2 separate regions of the Homo sapiens genome follow, and region 2 is linked to region 1. The links are chromatin loops, found by intact Hi-C in ENCODE. Cell type or tissue: thyroid gland. All regions are shown on one strand. Each heading gives the region's core, and the rest is flanking DNA. Links, peaks and the distances in the headings are about the cores only. Region 1 has its middle 15 kb from the start of HHIPL1. Region 2 overlaps CCDC85C (coiled-coil domain containing 85C).

Region 1 (10,422 bases), core at 1,468-9,467:
GTCCCTCCCCTGCCCCCACCCCAAACCCACTAGATCCTTTCTGGGTCACCACTGAAGACCGCCAATGGGGATTTGCTTCAAACTTGCCCCTCGGAGGGGAGGTAGTGACTGGGGGTAGGGACACAAGACCAACCTCACGTTGCTGACAGGCGGCGTGGGTGAAGGAGATGGGGGGCTCATTACACTGCCCTCCAGTCTGTGTGTGTTTGAAGTTTCCTGTCAGAGGAAGTTTGAAAATCAATTCATCAACAAAAAGAAACCAATGAAAAACAACAGCACTCCCGCTGCGGACTGCCAGCCTGGCTCTCGGCCTGCCTTCCTCCCCTGACTTGCCATCGCTGCCTGACCACGTTCCCCCAGCTAGATGGTCCTGGGGCCAAATCCACCATCTTTCTAACTTACTGCGTGACCCTAGAGAAGGCCCTGGCTGAGCCCGTTTCCTTATCTGCACCACAACCGTGTGGCCCAGCTGTTCTGGGAGATGCCGATTTCAAACATTCTAACACTTCCCATGCTCTGTCCTGTAAAATATGGTTTCTCAGTGCTCTTCCCAGGAGCTGGGGCTGCTTAGGGTGCTGTAGTTAGAGAAGTATGGGAAATGCCACATTCTAAGTCCCTCTCAGAGATTCAAGAAACAACTCTGCATGCTCTGAGAAGTCCCGCAGCCAAAGCCCGGTTCATTTATTTGCTCGAGTAAGACTTATTTTCCCCAGCACACCTGTGAACACTTCTAGCTCTACAACTAAATGAGAGCCGTCACGGGGGACTTCCTCATCTGGGTGGAGAAGAGTTAAATGGAAAATATAATGGAAAGGACCCCCCAGTGTGGGGGCTGACAGATGCCACCCCAGGCCCCAGGCATCTCCAGCCCCAGCCTCAATAGAAGTGCACACACTTGCACAGACACATACGTGCCCTCTCTCGCTGCTCAGAAGCCCTGAGGGAGACATGTCTACACACTCTGAGCTCAGGTCTCCAGGGGGACCTCGGCTGGGAGATTTTCCAGTGCCAACTGTGAGTGCTCGCGCCTCTGCAGAAACGCTCTGCAGCCTCCCTTTCCTCACCACCGAGTCTGGTGAGGACTGAACGGCAGCTTTGCTCCTGCCCCGCCAGGCTTCCACGTGTCCCTGGGCTACAGCCCTGCATGGAGACAGGCCCTGACTTCACACTCAGTGCTTTTCTCACACACCAGGGGCCTTCTGATCCTGTCCCGGACACGGGGGAGAGAGGGCAATGCCAACTGAAAGCTATCAGAATGCCTGTTTTAAACCCCAAATTCCAGGCGACAATCCTAGCACCTGGACATCAGAGCTGGAAAACAGGCTGCCATGTTACAGATGGGGAAGGCGGAGGCTGCCTGCTCTCCTGCTCCAGCCCCAGCAAGGACAGTGGCCCCTGTAAGGGAGGGCGGGGTCCTGAGTCCCTCCTCCTGATAGCCCCAGATTTAGTAAGCGGGATAGTTAAACCCAATTTCGAACATTTCCCAGTCTCATCTAAGCCTGTGGCTCCCCTGCCCAGGACCCCTCCGCAGTGCAAATCCAATTGTGATTTGCACCCTCATCCCAGCTTCACGGCCCCTAGCTGGGCCCAGACCTGGCTCATCCCTCCCAACTCTGCAGGTCTCAAGCCACAGGGGCCCACACTCCATGGGCTGTGACATGGCTCTGGGGTCCCCAGGGAGGCATGTGTCACAAACAGCTCTGCTCAGTTCCTCTGTGGGGGTCTGCCAGGCATCACAGACTCTCTCCTGGGTGTCCCCACAGTGCCTGTCAACCTGGCTTCCCCGAGGCTGCAGCTGAAACCACAAGGCAGAAAGGCAAAGGTGTGCAGGGGTTGGCGCACCCTCCCCTGGGGGTGACCTTCTGGGCTGCAGGGTCTTGCAGGGGTTCCCTGGGGTGGCTCTGTCAGGATCCACCTTTCCCCCAGCCTAGCTTCAGCCATGTCTCAGTTGGGGCTGATTGAGGAGTAGTTTGAATGGCAGCTGCCTTCCCCAGTATGCTGGGCTTCTCGCCTTCCTGTGTGTCTCTCCTGTCCCTGGGAGGCGCCTCTGTCTCTCACATGAATCCACCCACCCAGCCCACCCACTCACCACTTGGCCAGACTCGCCCAGATGGGTCTGAGTCTCAGCTCCATGAGGCCTCAGATAGGACCCTCCCTCTATCCCCTCCTCACTCCCCCATCCATACATGCAAATAGTCTATCTCTCTGTTTCTCTCTCTCTCTCTCTCACACACACACCAATTTATCCATAATGTGGGTTTGAAATAGCCTGAGGCTGGCAAGAGAAGAAATCGCATGACTGACTTAGGCCTCCAAAGGACGTGATAGGCTGAGGTGATGGCCAGTGCACCACGATGCAGACACAAAGGGAGAGACTTCAGTCTTAACGCTTGCCTGTACAGCACAGCGCAGGAGGCAGGTCTTGGAGCAACACCTGTGAGCAAGTCCGAGAAGAGTTGGGGGTGATGCAGTCACCCAAACGCCACTGTGGTCCTGGCTGCATTAATAGAGATCTAACACTCAGAAAAAGGGAAGTGATAGCCTGCTCAGAGCTTGGCTACTCAGAACCACTTGGTGATAAGGTCAAATGGGAGCCTATTTAGAGGTAGGAGGAGATGTGGGATGGGATGGGATGAGGACTGGATGTTCTCAGCGGAGAGGAGGAAGCAGCCCTGCCCTGTGAAGCCCAGAGAATGGAACTGGGGCCCACAGAAACAGGGTTTCAGTTCAGTCTAATGAACAGGGATTGGGTTTCCCCCAGAGGGAGTGAGCTCCCTGTCCTCAGAGGTAAGTCAGTAGAGGCTGCAAAGATACCTCTGAGAGTGCAGGTAAGAAGATTCCTGCTAGGGCCTGGATAATGTTTAAGATCTACCCCAATGCAAGAGTTCGGGATTCTCAAACACACAGGCACCTGCACCTGTGTGCAAAGCTACTCCTGTTCTTTCTGCCTGCCTCTACCTGGGGTCAGCAGTTGCAGACGGATGACAGAGACTCTAGTGCAAGACCTAAAACATAGGTCAGGCTGTGCCTGGTAGATGGGCCAGATGCTAGTGGTGTTGCTGGTCTCACCCCCACTGGCCCTGCCCCATGTCCACTCCCAGCCTCGCTCCCAGGCTCTGTCCCAGGCCCCCATCCCAAGGGAATCCTCCTGGGCTGGCCTTCTGCTTAGAGCCCCACCCCTCATCCCAGGATGTCTGGGGCATGGGCTTAGAGCCAAAGGAGGGGCTCCAGGGCACTTTGGCCAGTAGGACAGTCAAGGCCCACGGCAGGAGCGATCTCTCTGGACCATAGGGAAGGCAGAGTTGAGGGCGGGATAGGGCAGAGTTGAAGGCTGGGCATGGTGGCGCACACATGTAATCCCAGCTACTCAGGAGGCTGAGGCAGGAGAATTGCTTGAACCAGGAAGCAAAGGTTGCAGTGACCAGAGATTGCACCACTGCACTCTAGCCTAGGTGATAGAGCGAGACTCCATCTCAAGAGCCAGAAGTCACAGAGGGTCCCTATAAATTCTGAGCAGAAAGGACCCTCAGATCATGCCTAGTCCAACCCCACGTGTGTGTACCCAGTGTCCACACAAGGAAATGAGGCCCAGAAAGCAAAAGTGACTCCCATGTCTGAGTGGTGTTGGGGCCAGGACTGTAGGGGATCAGTTACGGGCTGAACTGTGTCTCCCCCAAGTTCATATGTGGAAGCCCTAACTCCAGTACCCCAGAAGGTGACCGTATTTGAAAATGGAACCAGGCCGGGCGCGGTGGCTCACGCCTGTAATCCCAGCACTTTGGGAGGCTGAGGTGGGCAGATTACCTGAGGTCAGGAGTTCAAGACCAGCCTGGCAAAAATACAAAACTTAGCCGGGTATGGTGGCACATGCCTGTAATCCAGCTACTCTGGGGGCTGAGGTAGGAGAATTCCTTGAATCCAGGAGGCAGAGGTTGACTGCACTCCAGCCTGGGTGACACAGCAAGACTCTGTCAAAAAAAAAAAGAAAGAAAGAAAGAGAGAGAAAGAAAGAAAGAAAGAAAGAAAGAAAGAAAGAAAGAAAGAAAGAAAGAAAGAAAGAAAATGGAGCCACTGCAGATGGAATTAGTGAAGCTGAGGTCATTAGAGTGCATCCTTATCCAGTAGGATTTGGGGTCTTATCAGAAGGGGACATTTGGACAGAGGACATGCGTGCAGGGAGAAGGCCACATGCAGGGGAAAGCGGAGATCCAGTGATGCTTCCACAAGCCCAGGAACACCAGGATTGCCAGCAGCCCCCATAGGCCAGGAGAGAGACAGGGGACAGAATATCGACTTTGTAGCCTCAGAAGGAAGGCTGCTGCAGACACCTCGATCTCGGACTTCCAACCTCCAGAATGGCAAGGGAATCAAAGTCTGCAGGCGTAGCAGCCCTAGCAAACTAACAGAGTCTGTGTGACCGGGAGGCCGCATGTCCTGTTCCTGAGACCCACATGCTATGTGCTGGCAGCGGCCTTCGGCGGTGGACCCTTCCCCTCCGTCACCTCTTGGGCTCCCTCCACACCCCACAATGCCTATCACCATCGTCCCACTTGCTCCTCCTAGCCGCTTCCTGGGTGAGTACTGTTATTAACCCCCATCTTATAGATGAGAAAACTGAGGCTCAGGGATGCTGAGCTGGAATCTAGGCTGGCTGAGGCCCAGTCAGATGCAGCCAATGAGAGCACCCAGTGTAAGGGTGTGAGTACCACACCTTGGAGGCCAAGGCCTTTCTGTAAAGGCTGACAGAGGAGGCGGAGTCAGATGATGAAACGCGATGGAATGACAGGGACTGCAGATGGACCAGGGGCTTCCTCTCCCTTGTTATTAACCACCGCCTGCCCGGTGTGCGATGGGGCAGGTCCTGCATTGGCTGCAGCTTCTACCAAATGGCCTCAGTGCCCTGCCCAATGCTGAGATCCCAGAAATTGGATTCTGAGCTCCTCCGGGGCTGAATCCATAGCCACTGACTGGCACACAGTGGAGGCTCAGCCAATACTAGCTTTCCTACAGACTCCCACATGGTTATCTGAGGAAGTGGGTAGAAACCAGGGCAATGCATCTCCACTCATAGAGAGAGAGTTTTTCTACACTGGGAATTGGCCACTTAAGGGATGAGCACCCCATCACTGGAGGCAGGCAAGTAAATAGTTGTCAAGCGGCCTCCTGTCAGTTCTGCTGTAACTGAAGGGAAAATGAGAACACTTTCAGGCTGCTTTCTGTCCCTGAGCCTATGAGTCTATGACTTCTTAAATCTTTAGTGTATTTTTAAGTATAGACAATACTTCTATATAGTTCAAAAATCAGAAAGGGCTGGGCGCGGTGGCTTACGCCTGTAATCCCAGCACTTCGGGAGGCTGAGGCGGGCAGATCACCTGAGGTCAAGAGTTCGAGACCAGCCTGGCCAACATGGTGAAACCTTGTCTGTACTAAAATACAAAAAAAAAAATTAGCCGGGCGTGGTGGCACGCACCTGTAATCCCAGCTACTTGGGAGGCTGAGGCAGGAGAATCACTTGAACCCAGGAGGTGGAGGTTGCAGTGAGCCAAGATTGTGCCACTGCACTCCAGCCTGGGCGACAGAGACTCCATTAAAAAAAAAAATCAGGAAGTCTAAAACGAAATTCAGTGAACACGGGTCCCTCCTACCCTGTGCCTACGCCCCTGCCCCCGCCTCCCAGGTAGCCTTCCAGAAAACCCTGCGTGATGCCAGTCTCTTATGTAATCTTCCAGAGAGAGCCCATGCCTGTGCCAGCAGACTCAGTCTTTATTTTTAAGATAAATACATATTCATGTTTTTTTTATGTATGTTCTGCCTCTTGTTTATTTCACTGATTTTCAGCGGCATAGTCCAGCCTGTGGCTGTCCAGCAGCCTGATGATATGAAACAGTCCCCTGGAGGTGTGCACAGGTATAAGGTGGGGAAAGGCCCACCTCACAGGGCTGCCAGGAGATGGTGTTTCCCTGGCCTGGCACCCAGCGCAGTGCCTGGCACGTGATCTGGGTCCCCAAGAAAGGTCCTACATCCGCGGGTGTCTGGGAAGGACATGCTGGGCCCAGGTGGCTGCAGCAACTCCTCGGGCCGCTAGGGGGCCCCTTGGTGCCGCCGGTCTTGCTGGTGGCCACAGCACAGCGCCGCGGTGACCAGGACATCAGGGGAGGCTCCTCGGAGGCAGGGAGGCACCTAGGCTTGGACTTGGCATCTCGAATTTCCAGAAGCACTACCTCGTCTTCCATCCTCCTGCCACCCTTCACAGTGGGCAGAGCAGGTATGGCTAGCTCTATGAAGCCACAGGGAAACTGAGGCCCGAGAGGGGAAGAGAGCTGAGGCCACACAGGAAGCTAGAAGGGACCCACTGGACTGTGCAACCTCCAGCATTCAGGAGGGGAGGGGTCCAGGGGTTTGGGAACAAGAAGCTGGGGTCACCTGTGACCCCCACTTACCTCCCCAGAAAAGGAAAGAAAATACATGCTTACCAAACTTTGTTGGTGTTGTTTTCTTTTTTTTTCTTTTTTTCTTTTTTTTTTTTTTTGAGTTGGAGTTTCACTCTTGTTGCCCAGGCTCGGGTGCAATGACATGATCTCAACTCACTGCAACCTCTGCCTCTTGGGTTCAAGTGATGCTCCTGCCTCAGCCTCCCAAGTAGCTGGGATTACAGATGCCCGCCACCAGGCCTGGCTAATTTTTTGTATTTTTAGTAGAGACGGGGTTTCATCCTGTTGGCCAGGCTGGTCTCGAACTCCTGACCTCAGGTGATTCACCCGTCTCGGCTTCACAAAGAGCTGGGATGACAGGCGTGAGCCACCGCCCCCGGCTGTTGGTGTTGTTTTCATTTAGAGAGGACAGAAAGGAAGAGACTGCCCCCACACAAAGCCACAGCACACCTGCCCCATCCAGTCCCATGGCCTCAGCATCTGGGCCCTTTGCCATGCTACCTGGGGACCTGGGCTCCTGCCTGCCTGGGGAGCACTCACTTTAGGACCTTGGCAGGTCTCACCTCTCTCTGGGCCTCGGTCCTCCCACCAGCACTGGTCGTCTAGCCCATCACAGCAGTCCCTCATGGCCTGCCCCCTCCAATCCATCCCCCTCTAGGACTGCCAAACTGATCATGCATCTTCCCTGCCTAACAGCCGCCCCTCCCACTGCCTAAAGAATCAGGTGCAGATTGTTGGCCATGCATTCCAGCCCTTCCTCCTCGGGGGCCTTTCCTGCCTTCTTCTCCTCCCAGCCCATCCTGACCTCACTGACTCTGCTCTGTCCACTTGTCATCTCCAAATGTTCCTTTCTCATCCTGCATTTGTGTGTCCTGCTGCCTCTGTCTGGGCTGCCTTGGACAGTCCCCCTTTTTGCCTGGTGACTTCCTTTCCAGCTCTTAAGGCCTGTTCCAGTGCTCCCCGCAACTCAGTGTGTTCTCCGGCCAAGCCCAGCTTACCTGGACTTCAGCAACACTTTCCTGCCTCTTGCAGTTGCCCCAGCTTCCTGGGCTGACCTTCCAGAGCACTTGTTACCCCATCCTCCACTGAAACAATGCCCAGACTTGTCTCTCCGGCCTGAATGAGTATCATGACCTCTCCTCATTCATCCCTGGCACCCTGGCACCTGGCACAGAATGTGGCACCACTAGGGGCTTAGGAGATGGGAACTGAATGAAGAAATGTAGACAAGGATGGATGGATAGATGGACAGATGGATGGGCAGGTAGATGGGCAGATGAATGGACAGATGGATGGATGGTTGGATGGACGGATGGATGGATGGATGGATGGATGGATGGATGGGCAGATGGATGGATAGATGGATGGGAAGATGGAAGAGTAGATGGATGAATAGATGAACAGATAGGTGGATAGATGAATGGGTAGGTAGGTGGGTGAGTGGATGGATGGATGGATGGATGGATGGATGGATGGATGGATGGGAAGATAGAAGAGTAGATGAATGGATACAGGGACAGATAGGTGGATGGATGGATGGGTAGGTGGGTGGATGGATGGATGGACGGATGGATAGCTGGATAGATGGATGGGTGAAAGGGGTGGTGTGGCATTATGAGTGAGAGCTCTGGCTCTGGGCTCTGACAGACTCAGGCTCAAGTGTCTTGGTGAGCACTAACTCCATGTCACACACAGTCCCTGGTGCTCCCCCTGTCCTGAGCCATTCAGTGACATATTACTCTCTCCCTCACTGCCCCAATATTCCCCAAGGGATAAGCCCTGCATCAGGCTCTGCAGGGTGGCTGGGATGCTTCGAGGGGGGAGGAACAGATTCGGGGAGCCAGGAGAGGGGAGCGCAGAGGAGCCTGCAGGCCCAGCTTTCAGAAGACCTGAGCTGGGCACTGCTAGACCCTGAGCCCTGTGTTGTGTCACCTAGGCATAGAGTATGCAGGGCACACATCAGGGAGAGAGGAATCCTGGCCATGCCCAGATCCCCAGGACCTAGAATACTGCCTCAGAGAGCAGAAAGAAATTACCCCAGCCCTTCTCAGGCCTGTGTCTACAGAGCCATCCCTTTCAGGCAAACTGCAGTCTGGGCACCCATCCTGTTGGGAGCTCACAGGGCCAGCTTGGGGCTGACAGAGGCACTGGACTCCCTGACCTCCAGGCTTTGGCGTTGACCTCCAAGCCCAGAGTGGAGGTAGCTGGATGGGCCGTGTCCTGCAGGCCAGGAATGGGTCCGGAGCAGTTTCCACATCTTTCCCACAGTCCGGGCTGGCAGGACAGAGCAGAACAAGATCCAGCTGGAATCCTGATGGGAGCAGGGAAGCTGGGAACATGTTTTGCAGGCTCCCTGCAGTCTCAGAGCCCCGAGGATCACACATGCATACACACACACACACACACACACACCCCGCTACACCCACACACACCTGTATCCCCATGGCCAGCAAGCATTCTGGTTTCACCAGCCCAGAGCAGATGCCTGCTGGGGTCACAGGAATGTCACAGCCACAGCAGCCACACGTTGACTACATCATGAGAGGCCACCCATTCTCATAGCGTCAAAGTCAGTCTACAGTCATCTCTCGGTGACTCCTCCAGCATCAGGCCGCCCGATCCTCTGGCTGCACCCACCTGACGGGGTAGCAATGCAGGCATTCATCTAGTGTGGATGTGGGCCAGACACAGGGCTAGCTCACTTCATCCTCACAACGACTTTGAATTTTGCACTGTTATGCAGATGGGGAAACAGAACAACTTGTGGGGAGTCTTGCCAAAGGTCACACGAGGAGTGGGCACAAGCACCAGGCTTTGGGCTCTGGCAGCCTAGGCCCAGGGTCCATGCAGGAGACTTTAACCAGCAAGAGCAGGAACCTTTGAAACTCAGGGTTCTTGGCTGGCATGGGGGGCTGTGTTTTATTAAAGCAGTGAGTGCCTCTGGTTGAATGTTTAATGTTCATATCAACGAATCTCCACTGTATCCATCACCAGAGCCCTCCAGGGCAGATGGGCATTGGAGAGGCTGCCCGCCACCCAGCATTGGATGGAGGGTGGGGGTGAGGCCCCAGGCTGCTGACCCAGGCTGCAGGATGGGCTCAGCCTCCCATCTCCAGCATTCTCCTAGTGCTGTTTGGGACAGGACCCTGCCTCATTGTGGGCACTAGCCAGCCTCCTGGCCCCAGTGACGCAGCAACCCAGACCTGCCTGCCTGGAGAACAGCCCTCCACAATAATAATAATTACGACAACTATTATTAGTATTCTATTGTGGTGACAATAATAACCAGTTTGGCATCGTGGTCAGGAGACCAGACTCTGTGCCAGGCAGACCTGATTGCACCTCCCAGCCACCCCTTGGCTGTGGGACCTTAGGCCAGTGCCTTGACCCCCCTACACCTTAGCTTCCTCCTCTGCAGATGGGAGGAGGTTGCTCAGGTGCATTGTTTCCTGCTTGCCTGGGGGCGGGGCTGCACAGGCAGAGTTCTGGCCAACCCGGCTTGGGATGGCGCCCAAGCCGAAGCCACAGGAAGGCAGGCCCCGCAGCACCGGGTGCTTTCAGAGCTGACCTACCTGGCCTCCCAAGGGAACCCATGATGAAAGGTTCCTGCGGCTGCACCCCTTGCCAGTCATCAGCCCACGCGCTGCTTCACCTCCTGTAATGACAGCGTTGGGCCAGTGGCTTACCCACCTCGCTCGGCAGGCACCGTGCAATTTTCATTAGGTCACATAGTCATTATTTCTCCAGATGACTCTCAGCCAGGGAGATGTGAATTTGATGGGCTGCCCACTTTACAGACGGGGCGACTGAGGCGTGCATCAGGCAAGGGCTTGCTTCCGGCCTTGGAGAGGGCAAAAGGTCAGCGGTTCAAGTAGGGATTCTGAATTTGGCCTCTGTATGGTTCCCTGAAGTAGGTTCCTGGGGAAAAGAGAGTAGAGAATCACAGTTGCTGGGAGTGGTGCGGGGAGGAGGCAGAAGGCGTTGGTGGCCT
Region 2 (10,422 bases), core at 811-8,810, 110 kb after region 1:
AGGCTGGGGCTTGTGAGAAGTGCGGGGCCAGGTCCAGCTTTTGAGGGAGGCAAGCAGGGTGTGTGTGGGATCTTTCACAGCCAGGCCGAGGGGCTGGTGAGTGGAACTGGGACCCCAGACATGGCTGCAGCCTGTCCTGCCTTCCTTGCCCCTGCCCCAGCCCAGCCCCAGCCTGGGCCTCCCCTGCCCCTGCAGTTTGTTTGGGTAACTCAACAGCCTGCTGATTTATGGGACATTCCGCAGGGTTTTATCTGCCCAGCCACTTTCTCTCAGTTCCTTTGAAGTAGAAAAGGGTGTTTCGGCCAGAAACACCCAAAACCCTTTAGTGATGCAGAAAGAAAAGAAAGGCCGGGCCTTCTGCTGGGCCGGGCCAGGGGAGGGGCACTGTGGGACTGACCAGAGAAGTTTATGGGACCTGTGGATTCATTCTGGCTCCTGGTCCCAGCCCCAGCCCCAAATTCTGGGGGTCGGTGGTGTTTGCTTTGCTCTTAAGCAAAGGGTCTAAGGCCAAGCCTTCCTCCCTCCCTCCTGTGTGCAGGAGTTAGTTACAACCCCACAGCTTGCACGAGTTCTCAGGGATTCAGAGGCAGCACCCAGGACCTGCTTTAGGAGCTCCCTGCCCATCCGATGGGGGAGGCAGCCTGGGCGGAGCATCCCGAGAGAGCCCCGAACCCGTGGGAGGTGGGAGGCCTCGCCTGTGGATGTGGCCCCATCTGCTGCCGATGGCTGGCCCAGGCCCTGTGAGTGGTGCCGTCTGTGCAGGGACCCAAGGGCAGGAAGTTGGAGCGGAGGAGCCAGGGTGAGTCACGGGGTGGGAGAGACACTCTCTCCTCACTCGCTCTCACTGGCTCTTCTTCATTCATTCATTCATTCTGTTTATTCAGCCATCCAACAAATGTTTACAAAGCCCACGTTGGAGAGTGGATCGCTGACATTTGAGCTGGGGAGAGTGAAGATCGATTGATCCCGGCTCGGGGGATGGATAAGCGGTGTGGAGGGGAGGGTGGAGGGGTCCTCCGGGGCCGTGCCTTTGAGCAGCCCCTGCTGCCGTGAGGAGCCATGCCCAGGGCCCTTGTCCTCCTCAGCCTGGCCCTCCGTCTAACCCCTCTCCTTCTCTCCCCTGCAGCAGGCAGGCTCCGGAGAGTTCCGCACGCTGCGGAAAGGCTTCTCGCCCTACCACTCGGAGTCCCAGCTTGCGTCCCTGCCGCCCTCCTACCAGGACTCCCTGCAGAACGTGAGTGTGCACCCCAAAAAAGCCCACATGTTCTGGATGAGGGGCTGAGGCTCAGGCGGGCCAGTGACCTGCCCGGAGGGGCACAAGGATCTGGGTGCCTGAGTTCAGCCCCAGCCCTAGGCCCTGTGTCCGTGTCCCATCCAGTGTGGCAGTTAGAGGCGGAGCCCCAGGTGGGTTGACACTGCTGGAGGTGCGGGGCAGTCTCCAGAGGCCACGTGCGCAGGGCTGCCCGTGCCTAGCCCCTGTCCCTCTGAGCAGCTCATTAGCCTGTGCCACTCCTTGGCCACGGTGGGGAGAGGGTACCCGGCCAGCCCTGGAGCTTGGGGTTCAGGTTTGTGGATTCTGCACTGAAATGACCAGCCTGATGCCTCCAGGGGTATCCTCTGCCCCTACCTGGCTGACCTGGCCTGGAGGGAATGGGGTGGGCGGCTTGGAGCCAGCTCCCGGGAAGTGGAACCTAGCTCAGGACTGTGCCCTGTAGATAGATATGATGGCAGTGGGGAGCCACAGGAGTCCAGGCCCACTTGCCCTCCTAGGACTGGGGGCCTTGCCTTGTGGGACTTCACGCCTCCAGGAGCCTTGGTGGGTGTGTAGCGGATGCTTGGGAAGCATCGGCTGTTCTCGTTGCGGCACCTGCAGAGCCGTGTATGGAGGTGCTTCTTGGGCAGCACGTGCGCTTGTAGCAGCTGTGCCCCTTCCTGCTCTCTTCCCTGCACCCCTTGCCCACAAGGCTGACCCCAGGCCCCCGGTGCAGAGCTTGCTGGGCCTCAGTGCTGGCTGCTGGCTCTGCGATTTCTCTTTTGCTGCCCTTCCACCTTCTCCAGGAATGCAGCTGTAGAGCCTGTGCAGGCAGCAAAGCCCGCCAATGGCCGATATTCCAAGCATTTATCCGGAGTCCCGTGGCTGAACGAGGCTCTAACTGTTTCATGGTGGAGGGCTCTGAAAAGCCAAGGGATGCCCTCACGGGGCTGGCTCCTTAGTCTTCATGCCCCGTGCCTCTCATTCATTCAGATCGTGGGAGGGAGTAATAGCAGCTAGCAGTTACTCAGTGCTATGTCCTGAAGTCTTCCGCGTGGCCTGCAGGTTGGGAAGTGCTGTGCAAGCACAGCTCTCACATGTACCAGGCCCGCCAGATGCTGTCTCCCTGCAGGCCTCTGGAGAGCACACCTCAGGCATGGGCCGAGCCTCAAGGCCTGAGAGTGCGGATAAAATGCTGTCAGAGTTCAGGAATGTTCAGGAAGGCTTCCTGGAGGAGGCAGCCTTGGGAAAGGGTTTGTTCCTCTTGCCTCCTTTTTTCCTCTAGACTGCTCTGTGCATGAAGGGGTGTCCCCTACTTTGGAGAGGAGGAAGTGAGGCTCACAGGGGTGGGGTGGATGGCCAGGGCCCCATGGTGAGTGCGTCCTGGTGCCTGTGTGTGCCTAGAGGTCAGGGGCCAGCGTGGGGGCTGTGCAGGGGTCGCTCCTCCATGAGGCCAGGAGGCCGGGTGATAAACTGAGGTTCAGGGGCCATGATCAGGGCTGGTCGGCGGGCAGGCCCCCAGGAGTGGGATGAACTGAGGTGCAGGGGCCGTGATCGGGGCTGGTCGGCGGGCAGGCCCCCAGGAGTGGGATGAACTGAGGTGCAGGGGCCGTGATTGGGGCTGGTCGGCGGGCAGGCCCCCAGGAATGGGATGAACTGAGGTGCAGGGGCCGTGATCGGGGCTGGTCGGCGGGCAGGCCCCCAGGAGTGGGGGTTGAGGGGTCAAGGTATCTCGTGGGAGGGGCCGATGAAGCCTGGAGAAGTGGCTGCTGTGGAGGGGCCAGGGCCAGAGGCCCTTGCTGGGGCCTGGAGAGCCCATGTCTGGCACTTGGACCCCCGGGGAGAGTGAGGGGGTTATCCAGAGAGGGCCGTCTCCGGGCTCAGACACTGCCTGGCACACAGGCCCTTCCAGACCCAGGCAAGTCTCCTTTAAGGCTACCTGTGGGTCATGGGCACATTGAGGGCATGCTGGAGAGTCCCTGGGTAAAGCAGGTGACTCTCTGGGGTGGACACCCCCTCCCTGCCCACTGCTGCCCATACCCTCCATCCACTGGCTGTCAGGGCAGGTGCCCAGTGGAGGGTGGGAGGTGGTTTATACCCATCAGCCTCCTAAGGGAGGACACTCAGACTTGTGCCGTCATCACAGTAGAACATTTTCATCACCCCAGAAAGACACCCTGTACCCATCGGCCGTCACTCCCGTCCCCCTTCCTCCCAGCCACCAGCAACCACCGACTGGTTGGTGCTTTCTGTTTCCACGGATTTGCCAATTCTGGATATTTCGTATAAATGGAATCACATGACGTGTGGCCTTTTGTGTCAGGCTTCTTTCACTCCAAATCTTGTTCTCAGGGTCCAGCCACAGGTACCCTGTATTGGTCTTCATTGCTTTTCATGGCTGAATACTATTCCATTGTGTGGGTGGAACACATGATTCCTTCATTTGTTGCTGTACATTTGGATCGTTTCCATGTTTGGGCTCACATGAATGGTGTTGCTCTGAGCGTTTGGCGACAGGTATTTTGTGGATGTCTATTTTCAGTTCTCTCTGGTGCACACTGGTATCCTCACTTTGGGCACCAGCTCAGGAGTCCCACAGACTTGGGTTTGGCGCCCAGCCCCATTGTTTACAAGCTGTTTGGTCTTGGGCAAGCCATTCTCTTAGCCTCACTCTCCTTGTCTGTAAAGTGGGCATGTAGGCCAGGCTCAGTGGCTCACGCCTATAATCCCATCACTTTGGGAGGCCAAGACAGGAGGATTGCTTGAGTCCAGGAGTTCAAGACCAGCCTGGGCAACATGATGAAACCCCATCTCTACCAAAAAAAAAAAAAAAAAGCTGGGCATGGTGGTGTGCATCTGTAGTTCCAACTACGCTGGAAGCTGGGGTGGGAGGATTGCTTGAGCCTGGGAGGTCAAGGCTGCAGTGAGCTGAGATGGTGCCACTGTACTTCAGCCTGGGCGACAGAGTGAGATCCTCTCACTCAAAAAAAAAAAAAAAAAAAAAAAAAAAAAAAAGGCATGTATGAACATGTAAAAAGATAGTGCCTGCTGGGAGCAGTGTGGCAAGGACTCAGTGGGCCCATCTGCCCTAAGTGGGTACCTAGTCAGTGGGAGGTGTGTGTGGCCCGAGGGGGCTGAGTTCTAGTACAGGTGGGGGCCCCTGCACCCCGGGAATGCCCTGGAGGTAACACTAGGGCTTTGTCTAGTCCTGGTGTCACTTTCAGGATCCCGGGCCATGCCCTCGCTGGCACCCACCACTGCCCAGTGAGGCGGGCAGGAGAGGGGCGGCTTGCACAGCCCACCCCCACGCTCCTGGCTTCCCTCCTGCCTGTGCTGCAGAAATCCCAGCCCCCTAGAGCCGGGGGCTGTAACAGGACAGGCAGCCCAGGGGCCTGGTGCAGATGAGGCCAGAGGTGCCAGGGGCCGGCTGGCACATGGCCTGTGTTCTGCAGCGGAAGGTGCAGGAAGGTGTAGGTGCCCAGGTCTCCCAGGGCCGTATGTGTGCGACTGGCGCCCCCTGCTGTCTGGCGCGGGGAGTGCCGCCTTGCGTTGCCCCAGGGGGAATCCCCAGCGTCCCTGTTGGGTTCCCTACACTACAGAGACCCAACAGCCTGGGCTGGAGTTAGGGGTCTGCACACACCCTGGGGCAGAGGACCCTTTCTATTGTCCAGACGAGGAAACCGAGGCTCAGCGTGGGTTGAGCCCCACCTCAATGACGCTTTCCTAGACCCCAGGGCTCGGGGGGCCTCCGGAGGTAGCAGCTCCCAGGCCCCCTAGCCTCAGGGGTGGGGCCTGGTCTCCATGTGGAGGCGGGAGCCGGTCAACCTGCAAGGCCCTGGGAGCAGGTCCAGGCCAGGGCGGGCGGGGAGGGCACCAGGGGTTGGCTGCCAGGCCTGCAGGGGGTTCCAGGTCCTGAGGGTCGCAGAACCCAGCCCTGCAGTGTTAGGTGGCCCCATGATGCAGGCCTGGGTGGGTGGGATTCCAGCCCAGCTCCCTGAGCTTGCCAGGCCGTTGGGAGGCGTCATCAGGGCCCCATTTACAGAGAGGGCGGCAGACTCAGCTTCCATGGTTGGCCCAAGGATTGCCAGAGGTGGGAGCCCCGAAGATGTCCTGGAAACCCCGCTTCCAGGGCCCACAGGGCACCGCTGGGTGTTTTCTGTCTGGCTCTGGGCACTTGTAAGTTCCTCCCAAGCCTCTCCCAGCATCTTGTGACCTGCTGGTTTCTGTTGGGCCCCTGTGGTCCCCACTGCAGCCCGAGGCAGAAGCCCTGCACCTGGCTTCCCAGCCACATGGACCCTTCCAGGCAGGAAGCTGGGGGTGGGACTGCCTGCCCCTGGGTAGACACGCAGCTTCTGACAGAGGCTGGGTCCCCTCCCCAAGGCCTGATGTGGGAGCTGGGCACCTGGCAGCCAATTCATCCCGCAGGGCTGGGAGGTGGCAGCTGGGAGGCAGGCCCCAGGGAGTGCTCAGGGCGAAGCCGGCCTCGCCCACCGGTGGCTCCAGGGTGGGCAGGGGAAGGGAGTTTGGAGTCAGGTGCCAGGGTTAAGTCCAGACCTTCCTGGTCTTGCTGTGATCTGGGTCTCTTGCCCTCCCTAGGCTGAACTTACTTTCCTTGCAAAACAGACGCTAGGTCTTATCTGTGGGGTGTTGTAGAGGAGCCTGAGAGGTGTGGGTGGGCCCTGGACTGCCCCTCTTGCCTCTGTGCTATCAGGGACCATTTCATCTGCAGAAGACCTGGTGGGCGGGACTGGCCAGACTGGCTGTGGGCTCCTTGGGTCTCCATCCTCACACCTGCCTCCTCTGCCTCACCCCGGTCCCCTTTTCCTCCTGCCTGGGCCCTGGCCCCTCAGAATGGGGGCCTTGTCTGAGCCACCGGTCATTCCTGTGGGAGCCAGCCAGGGTGAGCTGAGATGTGTGATTGCCTTCCCCAGGGCCCGGCCTGCCCCGCACCTGAGCTGCCCTCGCCCCCCTCTGCTGGCTACAGCCCTGCAGGACAGAAGCCCGAGGCTGTCGTGCATGCCATGAAGGTGAGGGCCACTACCCGCTCCCTCAGAAGTCCTCAGATGCTGGGTGCACTGTGAGACTGTGGGACCTTTGCACCTAGGGGTATCCAAGTGGCAGGGGTGGGAGGTTTCATCTGTGTGTGGGTGGCTGGGTGACCATGGCTGCCTGGAGCACTGTGAGGTTGAACTCAGAGGTGGCAGTCATAAGTGTGTCACCTGTCTGCCATCCCTGAGCTACTGCACCTAACAAGACTGAGGCCTGGGGTCGGGGAGGGCAGGCACCCAACTAAGGCCAGAGAGAGAGGGGCAGGAGTGGGGCTAGAACTAACCTCAGGTCTGCCAGGCCCAGCCTCTGCAGGTGCAGACTGGTGAGTCCGATGGGCTCCGGTTCCTCCAGGCTGTGCACACCTGAGCACAGTCCCCACTCCCATGCCCCCCTTCCTCCTACGTACGTGCCCCATGACATCCCACATGCATGCACGGCCACGCCTACTCACACCCCCTCCACGTGGCGAGTGCCCACTCATCTCCAGCGGGCCCTGGGTTGCAGTGAGTCCACCTGTCTGAGGGTCTTCCTTGCCCAGCCTGTCTACTTCCTCCCGGGTGGCCCAGCCATGAGCTGCTTCCCTTGTAGGGCATCCAGTGTCAGCAGGGTGAGATGACAACCTGCCCCTCAGTTTTTTCCACGCTTGTCCCCAGGGGCCCAGCGGCTCAGGGTCCTCAGCTTTGGTTCGCAGCAGGGGAGGCTGAGGATCAGGGGCCAGGTGACTTGCCCGAGGTCTGCCGGTGGCCTCTGCCCCTGACCCCGAGACCCGTTCCCTTCAGGTCCTGGAGGTACACGAGAATCTGGACCGGCAGCTCCAGGACAGCTGTGAGGAGGACCTGAGTGAGAAGGAGAAGGCCATCGTTCGCGAGATGTGCAACGTGAGGCTTCCAGGGGTGGGGGGCAGAGGCTTGGCACTGGGAGTGCGACCAGGGCCACCCAGCATGGCCATACCCTTCCCCATGTGGGACTCCATTTCTCGAATGCTCAGCGAAGGCTGGGTGACCTTGGATAGCTGGGGGGAGGCCTCAGAGGTGCTAGGAGCCCTGGCCCGTTGTCATCTCGCTGCCCCCTGCCCTTCCCAGAGGGCCCCTGGTGTCTGCAGATCCGCCCTCCCCAGGAGTGCCGTGCCTGGGGTTCTGGATAGAGCTTGAGCCCCCCACCCCCCCGGGACTGGTTTGTTCACCCCAGGTGTTCCCTGGGTGCTGGCCCCCGGGCCTCTCAGCTTGCTGGTGCCCCCTGTGGCTGCTGGCTGGGCAGATGGTGCTCAGAGCAGGAGGTCCAGGTGGAACCCTCCAGCCCACCAGGCTGGGGCTGCCCAGGAGAGCTCCGTGCTCGACCCAGCTGAGCACCATCGGCGGTCTCCTTGGGGGTGCTTGCAGGAGCCATCGGGGAAGGAGTTTCATAGGGTCTGAACCCAGGACTTAAAGGGGGGGCGAGAGGCTCTGAACTGTGCAGCCCCTCCCCCGCATCACCTAGTGGGGCCTGTGGACCCCACTGGACAGCTGCAAGGCTGAGCCACACCCCAGCAGTGACCTGCTCAGGCCCGATAGTTAGCGCGGCATGCAAAGACCTGGTGTGGGTGTCTCTGGGCCTGCAGTGGCCTCCGTGTCCCTCCTGGCCCCATGGCTCTGAGGACGTGGGTGATTCTGCCGTGATGAGGCGGCGGATGTGCATAGGCGGCAGGTGGACGCGGGTGAGTCCCACCACTCACATCTCTCTCCTCTCCACAGGTGGTCTGGAGAAAGCTGGGAGATGCAGCCAGCTCCAAGCCCTCCATACGGCAGCACCTGTCTGGGAACCAGTTCAAGGGGCCTTTGTAGGGCCACTCTTCTGTGGACGTGGACTGGCCCTGCTGGGGGTCCCCAGGGGGAGTTTCAGGCCCCAGACACGGGCAGGACCTCCAGCCCAGCCCCTGTCTTCTTCCTCTGTGGTGAACTGTACATAGGACGCTGCCCGCCCTGGCCCAGCTGCCATGGGTCCGATGCACTGGCCCAAGCCGCCATCTCCCGCCTCATACACCAGCAACCTGGGAAGACGAGACGCTGCGACTGTTCCTGCAGCAGAGCGGCCCGGACGCCTCATTCCCCCTCTGGGCCCTGGGCTCCATGAGCAAGAGGCTGCAGGCTGCTTCTGAGATCCAGCCTGGGAACTGTCCAGGCTCCTCTGTCCTGCCTGGGATGGAGGGGCCACTCATCAAACCCTCTACTCCCCGGCTGCCACCCACACTGGACAGAGACCACCACTACCTGGGTCTTGACGCAGGTGGCACCACTTCTTGCCCAAATGCCGTGGCCTGGCCCCAGGCCCCCCAAGCACTGGGTCCCCGGCATGTGGACAAGGCCACTCACCACATCTGTGGCTGGCTGGAGGCTGCCCTGGGCCCTTCCTGTGACCCTCAGCCTTGGAGGTCAGGGTGCCCTCACACCTGGGGATCTGTGCTCAGCCACCCGATGCCCGCTGCTCCTTGCTTTTGGAGGTCATCCCCCTCCCCCCCAGTCTCTGCAATGTCCCCCTGCCACCCTGTCCAGGCTATGCCCTTCTTGGGCTCCTCCTGCCCCATGCCTGAGGCACGTCCCTTTTCGTGGTTTACATGACAGGCCAGTAACAGGAAGGGCCTGGGGAGAGTTTCTGGGCTGAGCCACATGTGATTTTCCTGATGGGCAGCACTGGGCCACAGCTGGGGCTCTGGTTGGCTGTGACCTCCCCCAGGGCCTGGCTGCATCTTGGGTCCCTGTGGACAGAGCTGTGTAGGCTGCAGATGAGAGTTCTGTTCTTTTTGGGAAGGAGCGTGTCTGGCCAGGTTCTGCCTTTAGTTTGTGGTGTGACCTTTAGCAGTTCACTCAGCCTGTCTGGGCTCTTGGTGGAAACAGGTCTCTGAGGTTCCTTTTCGGCCATGCTTATGGCTCCAGGTCATCCAGCGCCACAGGGCAGGGGTCCTCACTGAGGGGGCGTGAGCCAACAGCCGACGGCTGAGGGCGGGCCGGGTGGAGCTGAGTTCTGCTGCCTTGCAGTCGCTGCGGGTGGAGAGTTGCCTCCCCACTCTGAGCCCGTGTCCTCAGTAGTAAAATGGGCAGCATAAGGCCCTCCTCACAGGATTCTGGCATCAAGTGAGATCTTCAGTGTAAATGACCATGTATAAACTGTAAAGTGCAATAGAAAACTGTGTGTGTGAGGAAAGTAAGGCCTAGAGGGGGTGATGTGTGGCACATGACAGGGATTTTGATCCCACAGCTGCAGCACGGGGACAGGCCGCTTCCCCACATCCGCTCATGCCACTGTAAGCAGCCCTAGCTCTTGGGTCCAGGACCTCACCAGGTCCTCGTCAGACTCCTGTGCTCTTCCAGGGGCTGCTCAGCCCCACCTGAAGAGCCCAGAGAGGCTGTCTTCCTACCCAGCAGGTCTCATGCAGGCCCAGGGCTGGGGATGCAGGCAAGAGGAGGGAGATGGCCGCCCTGTCCCTCTCCCTAGCTGGCGGCTCTATTCTGAGCAGTTCTTGCTGCCCGTTTGCTCTCAGGGGAAAGGCTCACGCCCCCCATCTTAGCCCCAGGGGGGTAAGTGGGTGCTGGTGATGGGATGGTGTGGCGCTCCTGCCGTGGGTGTTGCCAGGAGGCTCTTTGGGAAGGAGTGTCGCCCGGTCAGGTGGTGCGCTCCCGGTCACTAGGGGTGTACACGTGAAGTTGGGTGAACACCTGCTGCTCATGGTACCCAGTGATTCTTGCCCGAGTGGGCAGCTGAGCAGAGGCCCCTCTGGGTCTTGCAGTCCAAAGAACCGCAGAGTAGCCCAAGGGCTGTGGGTCCATTTTGAGTGGCAGCCAAGTCTGGGAGCCCGTGTGCATCATGTTTGGGTCAGGTTGGCGTGGCCACCACTGAAATAAGCAATAAGTACGGGCTCCTGGTACCTGCGGATCTCCTGCAAACAGGCCCAGAGAACAGCCTTGAAGCCACCTTTCCCCTCAAGGGGACTGACCCTGTCTTTAATGCTGCAGTGGCATCCAGGGATCAGTGGAACATTGCTTTGAGAACCCTCCTGCTGTTACGGAGGCAGCACAAAGCTGGTGACCCCTGAGCCAACACGGCACTGGGATGGCTTTCTAGGACAGAACCCTGTCGGCGACTGTCAC

What was found. Peaks named below come from ENCODE experiments on the same cell type or tissue, not always from the same donor. Only the 100,000 strongest peaks of a DNase experiment are listed, where the experiment ranks them.
Region 2: a loop joins it to region 1, with 10 times the contacts of the local background. A loop is called at or near these places in 109 of 110 quality-filtered maps.

The regions. Positions count from the first base shown.
Region 1 is chr14:99,624,689-99,635,110 of GRCh38, reverse strand. It overlaps a transcript of HHIPL1 not described here. Among named protein-coding and RNA genes, the nearest start is that of HHIPL1, 15 kb to the left of the region's middle. RefSeq lists enhancers at 6,165-6,214, 10,380-10,422. In thyroid gland, for the core only: a CTCF peak has its summit at 6,081 (motif pointing right); a DNase peak (open chromatin) is centred at 6,080.
Region 2 is chr14:99,512,945-99,523,366 of GRCh38, reverse strand. It overlaps CCDC85C (coiled-coil domain containing 85C), which reads left to right. Exons shown (of 6, transcript NM_001144995.2): 3 at 1,127-1,234; 4 at 6,184-6,279; 5 at 7,081-7,179; 6 at 8,032-10,422. The coding sequence ends at 8,121. Among named protein-coding and RNA genes, the nearest start is that of CCNK, 37 kb to the right of the region's middle. RefSeq lists enhancers at 498-1,059, 1,060-1,619, 10,061-10,422. In thyroid gland, for the core only: a CTCF peak has its summit at 4,766 (motif pointing left); a DNase peak (open chromatin) is centred at 4,766.